Linked DNA regions of Homo sapiens: region 2 is linked to region 1. A link is an interaction called in ENCODE POLR2A ChIA-PET data of the cell type or tissue named here. Cell type or tissue: K562. All regions are shown on one strand. Links, peaks and the distances in the headings refer to the core of each region. The heading gives the core; the rest is flanking DNA. Region 1 has its middle 3.2 kb from the start of BRF1. Region 2 has its middle 56 kb from the start of MIR4539.

Region 1 (2,808 bases), core at 263-2,762:
CACCCGCCTTGTCTTCCCAAAGTGCTGGGATTACAGGCATGAGCCACTGCTCCCCGCCCTGTCCTCCCAAAGTGCTGGGATTACAGGCATGAGCCACTGCTCCCCGCCCTTTCTCTAGTTCTTTTTTTTTTTTGAGATAGAGAACACCCAGGCTGGAGTTCAGTGGTGCCATCTCAGCTCACTGCAACTTCCACCTCCCAGGTTCAAGTGATTCTGTCACTTCAGCCTCCCAAGTAGCTGGAATTACAGGCATGTGCCACCACGCCCAGCTAATTTTTGTATTTTTAGTAGAGATGGGGTTTCACCATGTTGGCTAGGCTGGTCCCAAACTCCTGACCTCAAGTGATCCACCTGTCTTGGTCTCCCAAAGTGTTGAGATTCTACACGTGAGCCAATGCACCCGGCCCCTTTTTCTAGTTTTTGTTTTGTTTTGTTTTTTGAGGTGGAGTCTCGCTCTGTCACCCAGGCTGGAATGCAGTGGTGCGATCTTGGCTCACTGTAACCTCCACCTCCCGGGTTCATGCCATTCTCCTGCCTCAGCCTCCCAAGTAGCTGGGACTACAGGTGCCCACCACCATGCCTGGCTAATTTTTTGTATTTTTAGTAGAGACAGGGTTTCACTGTGTTAGCCAGGATGGTCTTGATCTCCTGACCTCGTGATCCACCTGTCTCGCCCTCCCAAAGTGCTGGGACTATGGGCGTGAGCCATCGCGCCTGGCCTTTTCCTAGTTTTTTAAGGTGAAAGATGAAATCATTGATTTAAGATCTCTTTTCCTTTATAAATAGGCATTTTATTGCTATAATTCTCCCTGTAATTACCACTTTAGCTGAATCCTGCACATTTCAATGTGCTGTGTTTTCATTTTCATTCAGCTCAAGATTGTCTCCACTCTTAATTTCCTCCCGGATCCAAGGGTTATTAGGAAGTGTATTGTTTTGTTTCTAAATGTTGGGGATTTTTCAAATATGTATTATTGATCTCTATGCAAAATGCTCTCTGTCCATGATGACATTTCATCCTTATGGCAACACTAGCTTGCAGACACTGTTGTCTCCATTTTATGGAGGGAGCCCTTGAGGATGTGAGGGGTGACAGCCCCAAATCTCATAGCCAGTAGGTAACAAAGCCAGAATCCAATCTGAGGCCATGTGGCCACTGGATCCTTGCTCTCACCTGACAGACTAGAGGGGTTATTTCGTGTGCTCCCTCACCAAAGCCTGTGAGGTGCCTGCAGGTGCAAGGGGCAGCATGCCTCCCAGGCCACAGCGGTGCAGGACAGTCAGGCAGTACAGGACAGTCAGGCTGTACAGGACAGGATTGGCCAGAGGAGCAGAGGGTGGGGAAGACCACACCCACAACGGTAAGAGGTTTAAAGGGTGTGGTTTCAGCCAGGCTCGGTGGCTCAGGACTGTAATCCCAGCACTTTGGGAGGCTGAGGAGGGCAGATCACGAGGTCAAGAGATCAAGACCGTCCTGGCCAACATGGTGAAACCCATCTTTCCAAAAAATACAAAAATTAGCAGGTGTGATGGTGGGCGCCTGTAGTTCCAGCTACTCGGGAGGCTGAGGCAGGAGAATTGCTTGAACCTGGGAGGCGGGAGTTGTGGTGAGGCGAGATGGCGTCATTGCACTTCAGCCTGGACGACAAGAGTGAAACTCCATCTCACAATAAATAAAATAAAATAAAATAAAATATAAAAAAGGGTGAGGCTCTACTGGGCAATGGCCCAAGGTGCGTGCTGCCAGAACTAAGCCTTTGCTCAGATGGGCTGCAGAGGAGGGGTGCTATGGTCTGAATGTGCATTGTATCAGTCTGTTTTCACACTGCTGATAAAGACATACGTGAGACTGGGCGATTAACAAACAAAAGAGGTTTATTGGACCTGTAGTTCCACGTGGCTGCAGAGGCCTCACAATCATGGAGGAAGGCAAGGAGGAGCAAGTCACGTCTTACGTGGATGGCAGCAGGGAGAGAGAGAGCTTCTGCAGGGAAACTCCCTCTTATAAAACCGTCAGATCTCGTGAGACTTATTCGCAATCACAAGAACAGCACGGGAAAGACCTGCCCCCATGATTCAATTCCCTCCCACCAGGTCCCTCCACAATATGTGGGAATTCAAGATGAGATCTGGGTGGGTACACAGAGCCAAATCATATCATGTGTGTTCCCCCAAAGTCCATATGTTGACGTCCTTGCCCCAAGGCGATGGTTTTAGAGAGGTGGGGCCTTTGGGAGATGAGGTCATGAGGGCTGCTTCCCTCATGAGCGGGATTAATGCCCTCAGAAAAGTGGCTGGCTGGGCACAGTGGCTCACATCTGTGATCTCAGCACTTTGGGAGGCTGAGGAGGGAGGATTGCTTGAGTCCAGGAGTTTGAGACCAGCCTAAGCAACATGGCAAAACCCTGACTCTACAAAAACTACAAAAACTTAGCCGGTTGTGGTAGCATGTGTCTGTAGTCCCAGCTACTTGGGAGGCTGAGGTAGGAGGATTGCTTGAGCCCAGAAAGTTGAGGCTGCAGTGAGCTGAGATCACACCACTCCACTCCAGCCTGGGCGACAGATTGAGAACCTGTCTCAAAGAAAAAAGAAACAAGAAAAAAGAAAAAACGTGGCTGGAGGGAGCTTGTCTGCTGCTTCCCCCATGTGAGGATGCAGGAAGAGGGCACTGTCTATGAACCAGGAAGTGGCCCTCACCAGACACGGCATCTGCCAGCACCGTCCTGTGAAATGAATAGTGGTTTATAAGCCACTTGGACTGTGGTGGTTTGCCATTGCAGTGTGAACCAACTGAGGCAGGGAGTAACG
Region 2 (2,808 bases), core at 151-2,650, 500 kb after region 1:
TTGCGGATGGCAAATAAGCACATGAAAATATGCTCCACGTGGTGTGCCATTGGGATGGCAAATGAAAACAACAATGAGCTACCACGACCAGCTACTAGAATGGAGAAAATCCCAAAGAAAACAAATGAAACAAAAAGCTCTCAACGCCAAATGCTGTGGAGGATGTGAGGCATAAAGAACTCTCTTTCATTGCTGGTGGGAATACAAATGGTGCAGCCACTTTGGAAGACAGTTTGACAGTTTTAAAAGCTAAATCTTATCTTACCATACAATCACACTCCTAGGTATTTATTCAAATGAGTTGAAAACTTATGTCCACACAAAAATCTGCACGTGAGCTTTTATAGCAGCTTTCCTCGCAATTGCCAAACTTGGAAGTAACTAAGATACCATTCACAGGTGAATGGTTCAGTTAACCGTGGTACATCCGGACAGTGGAATATTATTCAGCAATAAAAAGTGAGCTATCAAGGGCAGGCATGGTGGCTCACACTGTGATCCCAGCACTTTGGGAGGTTGAGACAGGAGGATCACTTGAGCCCAAGAGTTCTAGATCAGCCTGGGCAATATAGCCAGATACCATCTCTATGAAAAATTAAAAAATGAGCATGATGGTGGTGCCTGTAATCCCAGCTGTGTTGGAGGCTAAGGCAAGAGGATCGCTTGAGCCTGGGAGGCTGAAGCTATAGTGAAATATGATTGCACCACTGCACTCCAGCCTGGGTGACAGAGGAAGACCCTATCAAAAACAAAAAACAAAAACAAAAAACTATTAAACCACAGAACGCATGGAGGAATCTTAAATACATATTGCTAAGTGAAAGCAGCCAGTTGGAGAAGGCTAAATAATGTACGTTTCCAAACTATATATTTGGAAAGGCAAAACTACAGAGAGAGTAGAAAGATCAGCAGTTGCCAGGGTTTGGGGTGAGGGGTGAGGAATGAATAGTGAAATATAGGGGATACTATTCTGCATAACACTGCCATGGTGGATACGTGACATTGCACATTTGTCAAAACTCATGAACTATACAACACAAGTAGTGAACCCTAAGGTAAACTACGGATTTCAGTTAATGATAATGTATCAATATCGACTCATCATTTGTAACAAATGTGCCATACAGATGCACAATGACAGTAGGTGACACTGTATATGTATAGAGAGGCGCTGGGTATGTAAAAAGTCTATGGACTTTTTGTTCAATTTGTTTGCAAACCTAGCGCTGTTCTAAAAAGAGAAAATCAATTAATTAAACAAAGAAATAAACAAAAAAATCATTATGCTACACAGAAAAATGAAAGCAGAACCACGGACAGCAGCTTGGACACCACGTGTCTGACCAAGGCAGCACCATGGACAGCAGCCGACAGTCCTGGGGCGTTCCTAAAAGACAAATGTGGAACAGTGGTTGACTTATGTTGTCAAGGTGGCATCAGGGACAGGAAAATAGCCCTACTTAGGGGAGTTTGGTTTTTGTTTTTGTTTTGAGACGGAGTCTCGCTCTGTCGCCCAGGCTGGAGTGCAGTGGTGTGATCTCGGCTCACTGCAACCTCTGCTTCCTGGGTTCAAGCAGTTCTCCTGCCTCAGTCTCCTGAGTAGCTGGGAATACAGGCACGCGCCACCATGCCCAGCTAATTTTTGTATTTTTAGTAGAGACGGGGTTTCGCCATGTTTGCCAGGATGGTCTCCATCTCTTGACCTCGTGATCCACCCGCCTTGGCCTCCCAAAGTGCTGGGATTACAGGCGTGAGCCACTGCGCCTGGCTACTTAGGGGAGTTTTTAGATTAAGAAAGCATTCTGGGCCCGGTGGGGTGGCTTACGCCTGTAATCCCAGCACTTTGGGAGGCCAAGATGGGCGGATTGCTTGAGCACAGGAGTTCGAGACTAGCCTGGGCAACATGGCAAAACCCAGTCTCTACAAATAAATGAAAAAAACAAAAAAGAAAAAAAATTAGCTGGGCATGTTGGCATGCACCTGTAGTCCCAGTTACTTGGGGGGCTGAGGTCGGAGGATCATTCGTACTTGGAGGCTGTGAATCTATGTCTTAATGATTATGGTTCAACTTCTTAATTTTTGCCAACATCATTTTGCTAACATGATTTCTTGAATATTCTTCTCTTGATTTGACTTTTTTTCTGATTGCTAGTGAAGCTGACACCTTCTAAACTGTTTATTGGCCTTATGTATTTTTTTTATTCTCTGAAATACCTGTTCGTGTCTTTTGGTCTTTATTTTACTTGATTGATTGGTTGATTGATTGAGACAGGGTCTGACTCTGTCTCCCAGGCTGGAGTGCAGTGGCACAATCATGGCTGACTGCAGCCTCGACCTCCTGGGGTCAAGCGATCCTCCCACCTCAGCTTCCCAAGTAGCTAGGACTATAGGTGTGTGCCACCATGCCCAGCTAATTTTTGTATTTTTTGTAGAGATGGGGTTTTGCCATGTTGCCTAAGCTGTTGGCCTTTATTTTCTATTGGGATATTTATCCTTTTCTTCTTTATTTGTAGGAGTTTACACATTTTTGATAATATTCCTTTGTTAAGTTTAGGTGTTGCATATGTATTTTCCCGGGTTGTGACTTGTCTTTCACTTTCTTTATCTTTTGATGGACATGACTTTTTAATTTTTGTATAGTTAAATTTACCAATAAGTCTTTTACAGTTTGTGTCTTGTCTAAAACACCTTGAGATTTGGTTTTGTGGGCAGCAACAGCCCTCCTGTTACCTAACCTGGCTTACTGCACTATCCCTAGTGGTTCTCTTACATCTCACTTGCACTTTTGTAAATAACCCTTTGTAAATA

Evidence for each region. Peaks named below come from ENCODE experiments on the same cell type or tissue, not always from the same donor. Only the 100,000 strongest peaks of a DNase experiment are listed, where the experiment ranks them.
Region 2: POLR2A ChIA-PET joins it to region 1 with 7 read pairs; 1 of 35 experiments calls an interaction of 5 or more read pairs at or near these places.

What each region holds. Positions count from the first base shown.
Region 1 is chr14:105,302,823-105,305,630 of GRCh38, forward strand. It overlaps a transcript of BRF1 not described here, the pseudogene LOC124903409 and a transcript of PACS2 not described here. Among named protein-coding and RNA genes, the nearest start is that of BRF1, 3.2 kb to the left of the region's middle. In K562, for the core only: no CTCF peak of the experiment used is centred there; a DNase peak (open chromatin) is centred at 1,339.
Region 2 is chr14:105,800,026-105,802,833 of GRCh38, forward strand. It overlaps IGH. Among named protein-coding and RNA genes, the nearest start is that of MIR4539, 56 kb to the right of the region's middle. RefSeq lists a silencer at 1,260-1,460. In K562, for the core only: no CTCF peak of the experiment used is centred there; a DNase peak (open chromatin) is centred at 1,346.